5 separate regions of the Homo sapiens genome follow, and regions 1, 2, 4 and 5 are each linked to region 3. A link is a contact called in ENCODE Hi-C or POLR2A ChIA-PET data. All regions are on one chromosome and are shown on one strand. Each heading gives the region's core, a stretch centred on a gene start or an enhancer-like site at or near the end of the contact. The rest is flanking DNA. Distances are from core to core; before and after follow the strand shown.

Region 1 (2,700 bases), core at 51-2,550, 4.9 Mb after region 3:
CAGTCTCCAAAAAAAAAAAAAGCCCACCAAAAAAGTAAAAAAAAGTTGAAAATGATGACAGACCCTTTATTAGCACCTCTTACATGCCCGGGCAGTGAATTTATATCATCTTTCACAAATAGAAAAACTGAAGCTCATTCAGATTAGGTAATTTATCTGAAGACACAGATAAACCCCTCTCAGCGCCTGACTCTCGGCGCAATCGGGATGTTTCGCAGCGGGGCAGGGGCAGGGGCCGGAGCCACCGCCATCGCAGCCCGGGGAACAACGGACTCGGGGAAGCCCGGCCTGGCCCTTCAAGTCCCGGGCCCAGCAAGGGCCAGGACCCTCCCTCCCTCCCTGCAATCGGTCCCAACTCGCTGAATGAAGCTCATTCAGTTTAGGTAATTTATCTGAAGACACACGGTTAGTAAAAGGCAGAACCCAGGTTTGTATTCCGAAGCCCTCGTTCTTTCCACCACATTATTATGGCCTTCCTAACGGTAATCCTTACAATTTTAAATGAACATATACCATAGCTCCTCTCCTGAACACCGAGGGACGCTGGCTCACGGAGTTTAGAAAGTTAACGCATCTGGCCGGGCGCGATGGCTCACGCCTGTAATCCCAGCACTTTGGGAGGCCGAGGTGGGCGGATCACAAGGTCAGGAGTTCGAGACCAGCTTGACTAAGATGGTGAAACCCCGTCTTTACTAAAAATACAAAAATTAGCTGGGCATGGTGGCACAGGCCTGTAATCCCAGCTACTCGGGAGGCTGAGGCAGAAGAATCGCTTGAACCCGGGAGGTGGAGGGTGCGGTGAGCCGAGATCGCGCCACTGCACTCCAGCCTGGGTGACAGAGCGAGACTCCGTCTCAAAAAAAAAAAAAAAAAAAAGGAAGTTTACGCAACCCGCTGCGTCCCCTCCACCGCCGCGCACCCCGTCTCGCAGCTGGCGCGGTGTTTGCTGGTGACATGAACTCAACCAGCCTCCACCATCTGGGGATCGGGGCGACATCCTTGGTCTGGTTTGCAAGAGGACCCGCACGCCTCCAGCTGGGGCGGAATTGGAAGATTCAGAAAGGAAAGTTGGGGAGGCGGGGAAGGAAGGGTGCAAAAGTGACACTGTGCCAGGGTCTCCAGGGCCGCGGAGCTCCGGGACAGGCAGCGCCTTCCGAGCTGCACAAACGCGTGGGGCGGGGCGTCTCTGGATCCGGAAGTTGCCTCTGCCCTCACCAAAGATGGCGGCCCCGGCGCCGCTCGCCCACCTCTCGTAACCAATGGAACCGCGGCGCTCGGCCGATTCTCGCAGGCGCCCTCAGATCTACGCTCTCTGATGCAACGCCGGAATCGCGGAAACCGCCGGTGCACGTTGGAGTCATAAGACGGCGTCGGTGTTGCAGTCTGTGTCCTTGGAGGTGACCAGGGCCACTGCAGGCATGGTGCTAGGTGGGTGAGACTCAGTGTATGGCGCGGTGTTCCCTGCCTGGGGCAGGAACTCTGCTCCAGTCGGGTTTCGGCGCTTTCCTTAGTGCCTACCAGAGTGGGCGCCCCGCGAATGTTTGGGGACCGATTGCAGGGAGGGAGGGAGGGAGGGTGCTGGCCTTTGCTGGGCCCGGGACTTGAAGGGCCAGGCCGGGCTTCCCCGAGTCCGTCGTTCCCCCGGGCTGCGATGGCGGTGGCTCCGGGCCCTTCCCCTGCCCCGCTGCGAAACCTCCCGATTGCGCTGAGACTCAGGCGCTGGGACGGGTTCAGACACAGGGTAGCCCCTACTCCTGCAGTTCTTCAAAGTGATCGTCAGGAAGGGGCTTTAGGATTCTAGTTGTTTTTCTCCCACCCTCATTTTTTTATTGAGGTTTCCGGGGAGACCATACTGTGCAGTAGGAAAAAAAAAAAAAAAAAGAGAGAGACCTGGATGGATGTTAACTGTTCAGACCTACTAGTTGTGAGGCCTTCTGAAATTTTCTAACCTCAGAGCTTCTGTTTCCTTTAAAGTCCAGAGGGAGCTGGTGTTTATTTGCCATCTCTACAAAAACTGGCACTGGGATATCTGATTTGTATGTGTTATTTTATTTCATCCTCAGCACAGCCTTTCAAGATGGGGATTGTTTTTCCTATTTTATAGGTAAAGAAATAAGCTCAGAAAGGTTAAGTAAATTCTCCAGAGTCACCCTGCCTTTTAAGGTACAAAATCCAACATTCCAGCGTATGTCTGATCAACTTCAAAGCCCATATTTTATTTTTGGGTGCCCAATTAGATAGAATAAATATCACAAATTAAAATGATCAGAGTTCATTTTGAAAACCTGGATTATTAACTAATGTTTTTATGAGATGGATGTTATTGAAATGGAGTGGGGAAATAACTAGGATATTAATTACTTATGGACCTCAATTTTTATTAATCGATGCTTGTTCTGTTTACAAAGATAAGGAATGAATAAAGTAGTAAGGTGACTAATAGTTAATGGCCAGACCATAACTTACCCTCATTTTGTCAAACAGCAGAGCTGTACGTCTCTGACCGAGAGGGAAGCGATGCCACGGGAGATGGAACCAAGGAGAAACCATTTAAAACAGGTCTAAAGGTAGAGTCTCTTCTCATTAGGAAAATGAGACTGCATTTATTAATGAGTTATGTCAATTTTCTTGTGACTTGCCAAGAACTTAATTTCAAACACTAGGTTCCAAAGAGAATTTTCAGAAAAGGGAAAGTAAGGA
Region 2 (2,700 bases), core at 75-2,574, 3.4 Mb after region 3:
TTTCCCACACTACTGCACTAGTCTGAAATTCTACTTGGGGAAGGGGGAGGAGAGTGAGAGGGGAAAAACACGTATGCCTAAAGGAGTAAGCTGTGACCTCCCATGGGCACCACCCCACATCTCAACATGATGGAGCAAATGAAACTGGATGCCATCAAAATAATGAGGATTAATACCATTTTCAAAGACAATCAAAACTCCCTGGTTGGAAGGTCCCATTTTTCTTAGCACAATTTATTAGTAGCAATAGTGGCATTAGTATCCACCGTGATATTCAGGTCCTACAGGTCCCCCAAATTCTCTACCTAGAAGCCTACATAGTCGTATTTTTCCTGACTGAGAGGGCTTCCTTTCCAATCCCTACTCACTCTTAACCTTATAGTGAAGAGATAAGGCCCCAAAGACAGTGATGATGGCCAATAAGTGGCTAAAAAGAGAGCAAGAGGAACGTTTTCCTCTGAGGTCCTCTCACAAAGGAGAGGGAATTCAACCACCCCAGCTGCCCAAAGACCCTACACTGCCTCCTATATTCAGAGTGCAGCCATCTCAGAAGTTAGAGAAGGCTTCTGGAATCTCGCTGGGAACACTGGTTGAGTCCACAATGATTGCGCACAGCTTGTGAGCTCTCTAGGCACAAGGAGCATTATTTAGTCCCGACCCACGGTCAGGGGAAAAACAACTGCCCAGGCTGGGAAGAAACTGCTTTGGGAGGCATCGCTGGACAGCTCCCGTTGTAGGAAAGTTCTTCCCTCTCGCCTGCCTTTCTGCCTCTTCCACCTGCCGGCAGTCAGGCCTCTGAAGCCCCACAGAGAAATCGGTTCCCTCTTCACCGGGTGGCCCTTCAAATACGCTCAGAGAGCTGTCGTTCACCGAGTCATCTCTCCCACAAGCGTGGCTGTGGCATTCTCAACCACATTTGACATTCCATGGCACGGGGTTTCTATTCTCCCCTTTCCTGCACCCTCCCCTAATTGTGCTCTTGTCAGGGCAAGGAAGTGCACACCCATGCCCACACGTAGGCGTAGAACCCAGGGCCTGAGAGCCCAGCGCGGGAGCTTCGGGTGGCCGCCCGGCCGCATTCACTGGGAGCCGGAGCCCTGACTGGGAAGCCCCGACTCCCCGCTAGCACAGGCGGTCCCGGCCACGGCGCGCTCACCACCCTCCTCCGTCACCTGGCGCTTGTTCATCTTCTTCAGGTCCCCGAAGATATCCAAGCCGGACGCGGGGAGATGAGCCCCCACGGCGCCCGCACGCACCATAGCAGGGTCTCCGGGGACCTAGCGGCCCGCCGGCTCTGGGTGGCACAGACGGCTGCGGAGCACCTGCCGGCCCCCGCCCACCGGCCCAGCGTCCTTGCGGCCACGTGACCGGCGACTCGCTTGGGCGTCTGGGAATCGTAGTCTCGCCAGTCTTGGGCACTGGCCAGCCAGGAATGAACCTGAAGGAAGAAAACTACCACTCCCAGAATGCTGCGGGGTGGGCACCTCGGCCAGTGAAGACCCGGGGCTCCTAGGGAGGGCAGCTACAGGGCTCCGGAGCCTTGTCCGACCCTTCGGAGGGAACATCGAGCAGCGAGTGACCCCGCATACCTCGGGGGGCAACTCGGGGAAGGGACTACTCAAGAGGAGCTGAATTTCCCGACTCTGGTCAGGCGCCAAGAGGACACCTAACTCCCGCTCGCAAATCACCTAGCCGTGTATCTTGGCTATTGGATGACTGCAGCGAGGAAAGGTGGTGCCTCTACGCTGGGGCGGGCTGAGCCGAATTGGGGCGGGGCCTAAAGATGGACTGCGGTGGGCGGGGCTTGGAAGAGGCGGGACTTTTGAGGCCGCTGAATTCTGCATTTTGAGTGGTACCACTTGTATGCAAGGAAGTATCTTTGAATGCCTTGACCATAATTGGGTTGCAATAGATATTAATTAAATGAATACATAACCACCTAATTTCATACACGAGAAAGCAAAGGCCCAGAAAGGTTCATTGACATGGCCAAGGTTAAGTGGAAATGAGTGGAATATAACTCAAAGTTTTAAATTTAGAAGTCCTAGATCATCACAGTTCTGATCCTAGATTACCTTTGGTTCATTCACTCACTCGTGTATGCATTATGCATTCTTTATTGTATTTATTTATCCACAAATCTTTATGGAGCACCTACCATGCACCTGGCCTTGTTCTAGGCACTTGAGAAACATCAGTTAACAAAACAAGCAAAGATTCTTGCCCTCATGAAGCTTATATTCTACCGAAGGCAGACATAATGGATAATTTATACGGTACCTAAAGGATGGAGGTGCTATGACAACAGGAAAAGCAGATAAGTTGAATGGGGAGGTCTGGGGGAAAGGATCAGGTTGCAATTTAAAATATACCAGAAGCTGACTTACCATGAAGCTAATGAAAGGTAAGTTCTGGGACCCTTCAATTGCAAAGGTGTTTTTCCAAGGTGTGGGAGAAACTTAACCATAGAATGTGTAAAACTTTCAAAAGCAAGATATTGCAATTGCTATTGGTTAAGAGTTCTGTTTCTTTGCATTCCAACTTCACCTCCATTACATTTCCCCTCCTGTTGGAGGGACAAGGAGAATTTTGGGGATCCAGCTAAGGAGGAAACGAGTTGGAGATACATTTGGTTTGAGTTTAGTGAATTTATTTATGTGGTTCATGGTCTTTCCTGCCATCCTCGTGTAAAAAATGGCT
Region 3 (2,700 bases), core at 29-2,528:
CCGCGGAGCGCGGCGCGGAGCCTCTCCAAGTGTTCCCTCAGGGTGACCCGCTGGTGGAAGGAGAAAGCCGGGTGCAGCGAGGCCATGGTGAAGAGCAGCAGCAGTTCCTCCTGGGCCCTGGAGCCAAGCCCGCCGCCGACCCGGGGCTCCACAATGCCGCCTTCCGGGCCTGAGCCGTCCTTCTCGGCGTCCTGCTCGCCGTCGCCGTCCTCGCCGCGCTCGTCCTCCGCGCCGCCCCGCGAGCCCTCGCCCCGGGCCGCGCGCAGGCTTTTGAGCACCGAGTCCACCTGGGGTAGCAGGCGGTGCAGACGGCCAGCGGCCTCCCGGTTCTCCGAGCCCAGCAGCGCCAGGTAGACGATGAGGCGCGAGCGCACCGCGGGCTCTCGGAAGTCGGCCAGCGGCCCCGGGTCCGAGAGGCCGTTGGCCTTGGCCTCCGAGTCGCGCAGGTAGTGGTAGTCCTTGCGCGCCAGGTCCTCCAGGCACGAGCCAAGGAAGCGCAGCTCCAGCGGGTTGCACAGGTCCAGCAGCCCGCACATGAACTCCAGGCGCTGCGCCGAGCCCAGCACCAGCCCGAACCACTCGTATACCCGCTCCTGCTCGCGCAGCGCCGCCGAGGGCCCCCCGCCGCCGCCCGGCATACCCGCCCCCGCCGCCGCTCCACCAGCAACAGGCGGCCCGAGTCCCCGGGGCGGCGGCGGCGGCGGCAGAGGGCCCCGCGACGGGCCCGCGGGCGGCGGCGGCGGCGGCGGGGGGCGGCAGTCGCGGCGGCGGCGCGAAGGCGCCTTCGCGCCCGGCCGCGCGTCCGCCTCGGGCTCCTCCGCCTCGGGCGGCGGCTCCGCGGGGTGCGTTGGCTTCAGCGGCAGCTTCATCCTCAGCATCCTCGGCTAGGGCGGCGCAGACATGCGAGCGGGGGCGGGCGGGAGGGGCCGCGAGGTGGAGCACGGGCCGAGGCGGCGGCGCGGCCGTCAGGAGCGGGGCCCCTCCATGCCGCCGGGGGAGGGCCGGGGCCGGGGGCGGGTCTCGGCCGGCGAGGGGGGCGGTGGCCGGCCGGCGGGGTCGCTGGCGTCGTCTTCCCGGGCTGGGGGCGGGGCGTGCCCGCGACGGCTCCTCCCCCTGGGCTCCTCGCCGGTTCTGGGAGCCCGGGTGCGGGTGGGAGCAAGCGAGCGAGGGTGTCCTCCTTCCGCCTCCCTCTCTCCGCCGTCCGCGCTGAGCCGGGGCGGCGGTGCCTGAGCTGTTCCCTCGCGAGCCGGTGAGGACGGAGCGGCTGGGTGAGGAGGTGGAGCAGCCGGGCCGGGCGGAGAAGCTTGCGGGCTCCGCGCACCTCACCTCCGCCAATCAGCACCGCGAATCGACGGTGACGTCGCTCTCCCCGCCCCCTGGGGGGCCGCCTTTCTCCAGGAAGCCACGCCCAACTGCTGGCCGGCCGCCTCCCTCTCGGCGGCTTCCGTGCGGTCCTAAAGGCTGGTGCTCGGCAGGAGGAGGACGCGGGCTGGGGCCGTGGGGCGGCGTGAGGGTAGCCCGGGAGCGGTGAGGAGCGTGCGAGGCCCACGTGAGCGGAGGGACGCGGCCGCTCTCACCTTTCCTGAGGGCCCTGGCCCGGCTTTGGACTCCTGATTCTCCTCTGCTTGCCAGCTGCCGCCCCGCCTCCGCCAGTGGTGCCCGGGCTGCCTGCGCGGCCGGAGTGAACGCGTCCCGGGAGCAGGGGTTTCTCCGAAGTGAGTGCGCCAGCCCCGGGACGAGCTCGTTCGAGTCCTCACCGCCCAGTGCACTTCCTGAAAGCCGGCGGTGGGCTGTCTCCCACCTTGTGAAACTTTGCCAGGTGTCGCTCACAGGGGACTGGGTCCGGACGCGGGTGGCGGCGCTGGTTTGCGGCCCCGGTTTGCGGCCCCGGCGCCGCGATCCCGGGCCGCGCCCACGCCCAGGCTGGAGGCACCGTGCGCAGGTGGGGACGCGCGGCCGGGAGGTGCGCAGCGGGACCCGGCCGGCCGAGGGTGAGCGCTGCTGGGGACGCTCCTAGTCTGTAACGCTCTGTGAAAATTATTTCCTGGATAGTTTAGGAAAAGCCTCTCCCTTCCCCGCCCCTAAACCTCTATCTTTTGGGAATCATTGATTTGCTAAATGACATTTCGGTGCCTAACCCATTTTGAATCCTTGTTCTGCTGTGAATTTCATGTGACTGGAGGAATTTAATAAGCTACCAACTTGACAGGCTTTAAACTTAAAAAAAAAAAGTTTTGTTACGTTTTTCAGATTTAGGCTTCCAAGATGTTTACACTCGCACTGTTACTTTTTTTTTTTTTTTTTTTTTTTTTTAGCAACATAGTCCAAATTTTTAAAACTCAGCTGGATCTTTTGAGGGTTAATTAAAAGGTGGGTTAAAAAAAATCTTAAGACTTTAAATTTAGAAGTCCTACTACAGCTATGTAGTAGGAGTATGCAGAAAGATAAGAATCACATTGTAACTCTTTGCGGTGGTGCTGGAACATCTGTTGGGAGAGCATATGCTGAACTCTGTTCACCTCACAAGTTTATGTCCTAAGAGGCTCATTCACAGTTCAGTAAAAGGGTGAACTGAAGCCTGAATCAGTTTCGGGGATGAAAGGGTGAGAGGGAGAACTGTTTTCAGCACATTTGAGGTTGGCAAAATATATAAAAGTCACTCTTTCTTGTAATTTGCTAGTTCTTTACAGTCTTTAGATG
Region 4 (2,700 bases), core at 82-2,581, 3.9 Mb after region 3:
CACATAAACGAATCCAGCTCTGTGATTAAGCCAAGACATTAAAGAGATCTTCAAAATGAAAACCAATGCCACTTCTCTAATAGACTTTTTTGTTTTGGAAAATTTGTTTTTCCACGAAAGTATTATTTCTGTTACCATATAATGGGTTATTCTTTTTAAATAAATTAATATTTTTTAAATGTCTTAGCTTTAATTTCAAAGGTGGTAAATATCAGTATGTATTACATGTATGTATTATCTCTAACCCACATAAGAGCTCTCTGGGGTCCTCAATAATTCTTAAGAGGGTAAAGGAGTCTCGAGACCAAAACTTCAGGAACCCTAATACAGCCATTCCAAACCTAACAAGGAAAATAGTTTTACTTCGAGTTTCATGTTCATGGTGAAGTCAAGAAGAGAACGTGGTAACCTGGTTTGATGGAGGGAGATGATGAGTTCGGCGTCAGTCTTTCCCAATACCTTGCAAAATGTTCATGAATTCCTGCACCCCACCCTCTGCATTCATCACCTCGCCTGCGCTTCTTCCCAGCCTTCCTTAGGTCTCCCAGAGCAGTGTCCACATCCCTTTCTTTTGCATTTTAAGTCCTCTGGATGACTGCCCCATCCTAGGGGTCCCCTGACAGCTTTCCTTCTCTCACTATCCTCCGGGGTCAACCTCGACTTCTCCCTTTCACCAGGGGCGGGGGTGGGAACAGGGAGCGAGGCAGCCGCTGGGCCACTTTTGCCTCCACCCTCCAGAGCCCTGGGCCCCGCTCTCAAACCCCAGGCGTTCCGGGGAGCTGCTGAGTTCCGCTCCGCCTCAATGACCGAAGTCCTCCCCACCTCCGCTCACTCACGCCGGCGGCCCCCGCCGCGCTCAGCCCCACCGACAGCGCCCCCACCTCCCCACCGCAGCCCACCCCGCTCGACCCGCGCGCCCGGCCTGCCGCGGCCCTGAGCTCACCTGAGGCGGAGGCGCCCGCGACTCCCCGCCAGCTCCGCCAGTCTCCTCCAGCCCCGGCCCTCGGGCGCCTGATCCAGGAGCTCGCTGAGCCTCCGCAGCAGCGGCTCCCGCAGGCGGTTGAGGGTCGCGCCGGCCGGAGGGGCGAGCAGCGGCCCCGTGGGGGCGGCCGAGGGCGGCAGGGCCTGTAGCGGGTCCCCCAACAGCGACATGGCCCTCGCCGGCGACCCCGGACTGCCGGGGCTCCCGCCCGCCCCGTCACGGGCCTCGGCCCCGGGGCACCTTCCGCTCGCCTCCGAGCCGCGGAGGCAGGGGCGGAAGAACAAATCTGGCAGCGCGGCACGGCCCTCAGAGGAGGAAGCTCCGCTCCCCGCCCCAATTAGACAGGTTTGCCGAGGGGAGCCTGGCCTGCTGGCCGCGCCAGCCGCGCAAAGGGGCGGGGCACCCGGGGGGCGGGGCACGGAGCCTCGAGGGGCGGGACCTTGGGCCTCGAGGGGCGGGGCGGGGCTGCCTACTGCGTGCGTGCGGCTGCGCGCCTCCCTCGCCCTCCCCCGCGGTCCCGGGCTGGCCGTGGCGCGCGCTTCAAACCCAGCCCTCCCGAGCAGGAAAGGACGGGTGGGTGCAGCTGGAGGAGGAAGCGGTGGAGGAATTACGCCCCGGCAGCTCCTCTACGGCGGGGAAGCCTGCGGCGTCTGGGCTTCCTGAGACCGTGGGAGGAGGCCTGCGTACTCACGCCAGAGAGCGGGGCAAGCGGTTCTCAGTCGCCGGCTCCCGCCCGCAGTCCCCGGCGAGCGCTCTCCCCTGACTCAGGGACTTTCATGTGCCCGGCGACACACCAGCATCCTGCAGTGGGCAACCTCAGCGGACGCTTCCTCGTTTTAGGGTTAGATGTGTATGGCATTGCTAGAGGGAAGTAGTGCTGGAGATCCGGATACTTGAGTTGGAATTGGCCAAAATCTTTGCCTAGACTTTTAAACAATTACTACTTTGCAAACTGAGCTGTGGCATATTTAGGGCTAATCAGATCTTGGAAATGATTGTTTTTAGCAGGAATCATCTGGTTTACACCGCGTCAGACTGCCGCCCGCAATCTCCGTCATCAAAGCAGGCAACCCTGTAGAGGATGCCTTTCCCTGGAATGATCCGGAATGGACGACACCTGAGCTCTCTCTGCCAATCTTAGCAACATCCAAGGCCATTATCCCTTTGAAAACTATGGCTTCGTTTGGGACAAAAAGGAAGTAACTTACGAAATGTGACCAGTCAGGTAGTTCCCTACACGAGGCTTCCTGGCCCAATTTCTGTTGCCATTAGCTTTTCATCACCCAAGGCCGCAGGATTTTCTGACCAGTAATTTGGATACCTATATTCTTATACATGTTGGCGAGGTAGGTGCGCCATACAGTCTCCACCACATTCTAGCACAAGCAGTCATTAAACTTCACTCTAGCATAAGTTAAGAATTCAGACTGCAGTGAGATGGCTAAGAGCATGAAAGATCTGCTCGATTCAAGTGTTAGGAGCTTGAATAAGTTTCTTAATTTCTCTGCCTCATCTATTAACACAGGACTGACAATACAGTTTATATAGAGTTGTTGCCAGAATTAAAGGAGTTGATGTATGTGAAGCACTTAACTCGGTAACTGGCACATCGTAGATGACTCAGTAAATGCTATTACCCTTACACATACAAGTGCCGTTTCATACTCAGTTTGACTTGGCAAGCCTTTCCCAACCGCTTCAGGTGCCTTCCTGTTTTG
Region 5 (2,700 bases), core at 54-2,553, 3.2 Mb after region 3:
ATGAGAGAACCAAAGAAAATAAAATGATTAAATCCTATGGGTTGAAAACCATGGAGAGTCCAGGGCAATGACGCACATACACCATACAGTGGATAAATGTTTGTTACTGCTGCTGCTGAGATAGCAGTAAGTATGGTACTTTCATTTAAATTACATCTCGAGACTAGCAGGCGGAAAGCCTTAAATCCATATTCAACTTGAAGGTTTTATTTGAGCACTAGAAAGAGATTTAACAGTAATGGCCCATGAATCCGAAGATGGGATTCAACTTCCAAAACTGGGAAGTTAATGAAAAATAAGTTTAAGTAATGCGGGTATTGAGTCCCTAGGGCTAGTGTGGCGTTCATGTAGCCCACACGAACAGAGCTAATAAAAAGCCATGTGTAAAAACAATATAAATCATACTGCTGTTTCTTGGACTTGAAAAACTCATCATGACACATTTTTGAAAAAACAAAACTTTGGATTACCATGAATATTTTGACGATATTTTTTCCTAAGCAAGGGAAAGAGGAGTCCCCTTTAAAATATAGAACGTATTCATTGAGTGGAAGACCGATCCTATATCAAATGTCCAGGTTCTACAGACGCCTGGGTCCATAGCACATTATCCCTCTCACCAAAACCAAACCAAACCAAAGTCAGTTTCATTTGAATGCACTCTTGCCATGGTTTCAAAATTTGGAAAGCTCTTGGAATTAAATTTTGAGATGTAAAGGCTGGCTGACAAATTCACAGAAACCCTCTTTCCGACACCAACTTATAAATCCTAAGGCATCCTACAACCCCGTGGGTGCTGGTTTCTAGTTTGCAACGCTCTAACATAGCTTGGTAGAGCTCAGTGGGCTGGGACCATAAGCATTCGGGATTGTGCCACTGAAAAACTGATGTCACATCAAAAGGAACACCTTTCTTCTAATATACTAAAAAGGTTTTGTACAGGCTGGGTCCAGAGGTCTTAGGGCTAGCCAATTCCTGCTCCCAGGTATTCTAAGAAGCCGGAGAAAGCTCCCTGCAGGTAAGGACCCATCGGCGCTTCCCGCACTCTGCCGCGCGGGAAGCGAAGGTTGGAGTCCTTTCCCCACCCCCGGAGGGTGGGCGGGGCCGAAGGACCGCACCGCCCCAGACCCGCCCCCTGCGCGTGGCCCCGCCCACAGCTGCTCCTGGCCGTGCGGCCGCGCGGAAAGCGGAGGCCGGGGGCGGGGCTCACCCCTTGCCCTTGGGGGTCCCCCGGGCTCTGCCAATCAGCGAGCGCCCTGTTGGCCATCCGCAGCCATCCGCGCCCCTCCCTCTCCCGCCCTCCTCCGCGTTCCAGAATCCAAGATGGCGGGATCCAGGCAAAGGGGTCTCCGGGCCAGAGTTCGGCCGCTGTTCTGCGCCTTGCTGCTGTCACTCGGTCGCTTCGTCCGGGGCGACGGCGTGGGAGGAGACCCCGCGGTCGCGTTGCCACATCGCCGTTTCGAGTACAAATACAGCTTCAAGGGGCCGCACCTGGTGCAGAGCGACGGGACCGTGCCCTTCTGGGCCCACGCGGGGAGTAAGCCGGAGCAGAGGGCTGGGGGCCGGGTTCCTCTCCCCCTTCTGCTGCCTCTTCGCCTTTCATCCGCGGCTACCCTGGTGTGCTGAGGTTCCCGTTCCAGCAGCTGCACACCATATGCGCTGTGGAGGGGACCCTCCTGGCAGCCCCTCCGCCGGGTCCCTCCTGGTTCGCACGGTTCCCTCCGCTTGTCCCCGAGTCTTTCCCTCACCCATTCTGTTCTCTCTCACCCGCCTGCTGTCTTCCCTTCTTTGATCTCGTCGGTACTTTCCGTTGGATCTAGAGGTGTTTGGTTACCTCCTACACTTCCTAGCACTCAAACTTGCTTCTAGGTATCATGTTTCACAACGCCACGTCTCTAGGAGAAATGTGCCCTACCCCCAGCCATCCCAACCTGAGACATGTTCTAGAAGCCCCCTTACTTCCTTTCCCGCTTCCACCCCCCACCCCCGATCCCCGATTTCTTTGCTCCGGTGTTAGCAATGGTTAATGCTTCGCTTGAACCCCATGCCCACTGACGGCTCCTGAGATGGCATATAGTAGTATTAGAGTAATTTTTTAAGTCTTTGTATGTCAGAAGACATTCTTATACTGTTGGAACTACACATTTTCCTCTCAGTGACTTGGTGTGGTCTTTGATCTTTTCTCTCGTAGTAACACATTATGTAACTTTTTAGGAGAAGGGATATATTTTTAGGGATTGATTGTTTCTGAACCTGAGACTAAGAATAGCATTACATTTTTAGCCCTTTAAAAAAATTGGAAGCATTGAAATAATCTTGGGTTCATATTTTATTCACTCTCTGTGTTTGGCACTTTTGTAGATAAGAGAGCCTTGCTAGAGCATTTACTTACGTGAAAGAAAACATATCTGCACTTTTTAGTGCTGATGTGTCACTGCTGACTAAGGAGTCAATCGTAGCACTTGGCATGACATAAGCTCTGTTCAGTGACCATCAGATATACCCGTTGAACAAGTGGCAAATGCCTTTATATGAGATGAGGAGCTCTGGCAGTTTGAATTCTATCTTTGTGTGTGATTAATCTTTTTTTTTTTTTTTTTTTTTACTATAAGGTTTAGGGTACATGTGCACAACGTGCAGGTTGGTTAGTATGTATACATTTGCCATGTTGGTGTGCTGCACCCATTAACTAGTCATTTA

Evidence for each region. A loop is a pair of places that touch in the nucleus more often than their neighbours do. ChIA-PET counts read pairs that join two places held with the same protein, here RNA polymerase II (POLR2A). Pooled maps may share reads with other maps.
Region 1: a map of B cell shows a loop between it and region 3 (21-fold over the local background). The contact joins the promoter of NARS1 here to the promoter of ZCCHC2 in region 3. A Hi-C loop is called at or near these places in 5 of 168 maps with a recorded cell type or tissue (B cell, CD8-positive, alpha-beta T cell, naive thymus-derived CD4-positive, alpha-beta T cell and 1 more) and 13 of 50 pooled maps. POLR2A ChIA-PET finds 5 or more read pairs at or near these places in 3 of 52 experiments (CD4-positive, alpha-beta T cell, activated T-cell and naive thymus-derived CD8-positive, alpha-beta T cell).
Region 2: a loop to region 3 is called in a map of CD8-positive, alpha-beta T cell, with 25 times the contacts of the local background. The contact joins the promoter of SEC11C here to the promoter of ZCCHC2 in region 3. A Hi-C loop is called at or near these places in 3 of 168 maps with a recorded cell type or tissue (B cell, CD4-positive, alpha-beta memory T cell and CD8-positive, alpha-beta T cell), 1 of 37 single-sample maps with no recorded cell type and 11 of 50 pooled maps. POLR2A ChIA-PET finds 5 or more read pairs at or near these places in 1 of 52 experiments (GM12878).
Region 4: a loop to region 3 is called in a map of natural killer cell, with 11 times the contacts of the local background. The contact joins the promoter of MALT1 here to the promoter of ZCCHC2 in region 3. A Hi-C loop is called at or near these places in 3 of 168 maps with a recorded cell type or tissue (CD4-positive, alpha-beta T cell, naive thymus-derived CD4-positive, alpha-beta T cell and natural killer cell) and 9 of 50 pooled maps.
Region 5: a map of B cell shows a loop between it and region 3 (11-fold over the local background). The contact joins the promoter of LMAN1 here to the promoter of ZCCHC2 in region 3. A Hi-C loop is called at or near these places in 3 of 168 maps with a recorded cell type or tissue (B cell and naive thymus-derived CD4-positive, alpha-beta T cell), 1 of 37 single-sample maps with no recorded cell type and 14 of 50 pooled maps. POLR2A ChIA-PET finds 5 or more read pairs at or near these places in 1 of 52 experiments (CD4-positive, alpha-beta memory T cell).

What each region holds. Positions count from the first base shown.
Region 1 is chr18:57,620,436-57,623,135 of GRCh38, reverse strand. It overlaps NARS1 (asparaginyl-tRNA synthetase 1), which reads left to right and starts at 1,300. Exons shown (of 14, transcript NM_004539.4): 1 at 1,300-1,428; 2 at 2,485-2,567. The coding sequence starts at 1,419. RefSeq lists enhancers at 1,027-1,366, 747-1,451.
Region 2 is chr18:59,138,508-59,141,207 of GRCh38, reverse strand. SEC11C (SEC11 homolog C, signal peptidase complex subunit) reads right to left here and starts at 1,324. Exons shown (of 6, transcript NM_033280.4): 1 at 1,173-1,324. The coding sequence starts at 1,259. RefSeq lists silencers at 1,285-1,424, 1,845-1,894 and enhancers at 1,465-1,564, 1,645-1,734.
Region 3 is chr18:62,521,603-62,524,302 of GRCh38, reverse strand. It overlaps ZCCHC2 (zinc finger CCHC-type containing 2), which reads right to left and starts at 1,278. Exons shown (of 14, transcript NM_017742.6): 1 at 1-1,278. The coding sequence starts at 878. RefSeq lists an enhancer at 1-569 and silencers at 885-1,384, 1,415-1,684, 1,915-2,024.
Region 4 is chr18:58,670,096-58,672,795 of GRCh38, reverse strand. It overlaps MALT1 (MALT1 paracaspase), which reads right to left and starts at 1,331. Exons shown (of 17, transcript NM_006785.4): 1 at 944-1,331. The coding sequence starts at 1,152. MALT1-AS1 (MALT1 antisense RNA 1) reads left to right here and starts at 923. Exons shown (of 2, transcript NR_164150.1): 1 at 923-1,327; 2 at 1,988-2,700. LOC105372146 (a long non-coding RNA gene) reads left to right here. Exons shown (of 4, transcript XR_935537.3): 4 at 1-183. RefSeq lists a silencer at 803-1,592 and an enhancer at 1,753-2,012.
Region 5 is chr18:59,357,868-59,360,567 of GRCh38, reverse strand. It overlaps LMAN1 (lectin, mannose binding 1), which reads left to right and starts at 1,303. Exons shown (of 13, transcript NM_005570.4): 1 at 1,303-1,537. The coding sequence starts at 1,324. RefSeq lists a silencer at 1,019-1,318 and enhancers at 1,349-1,538, 1,729-1,778, 1,789-1,888.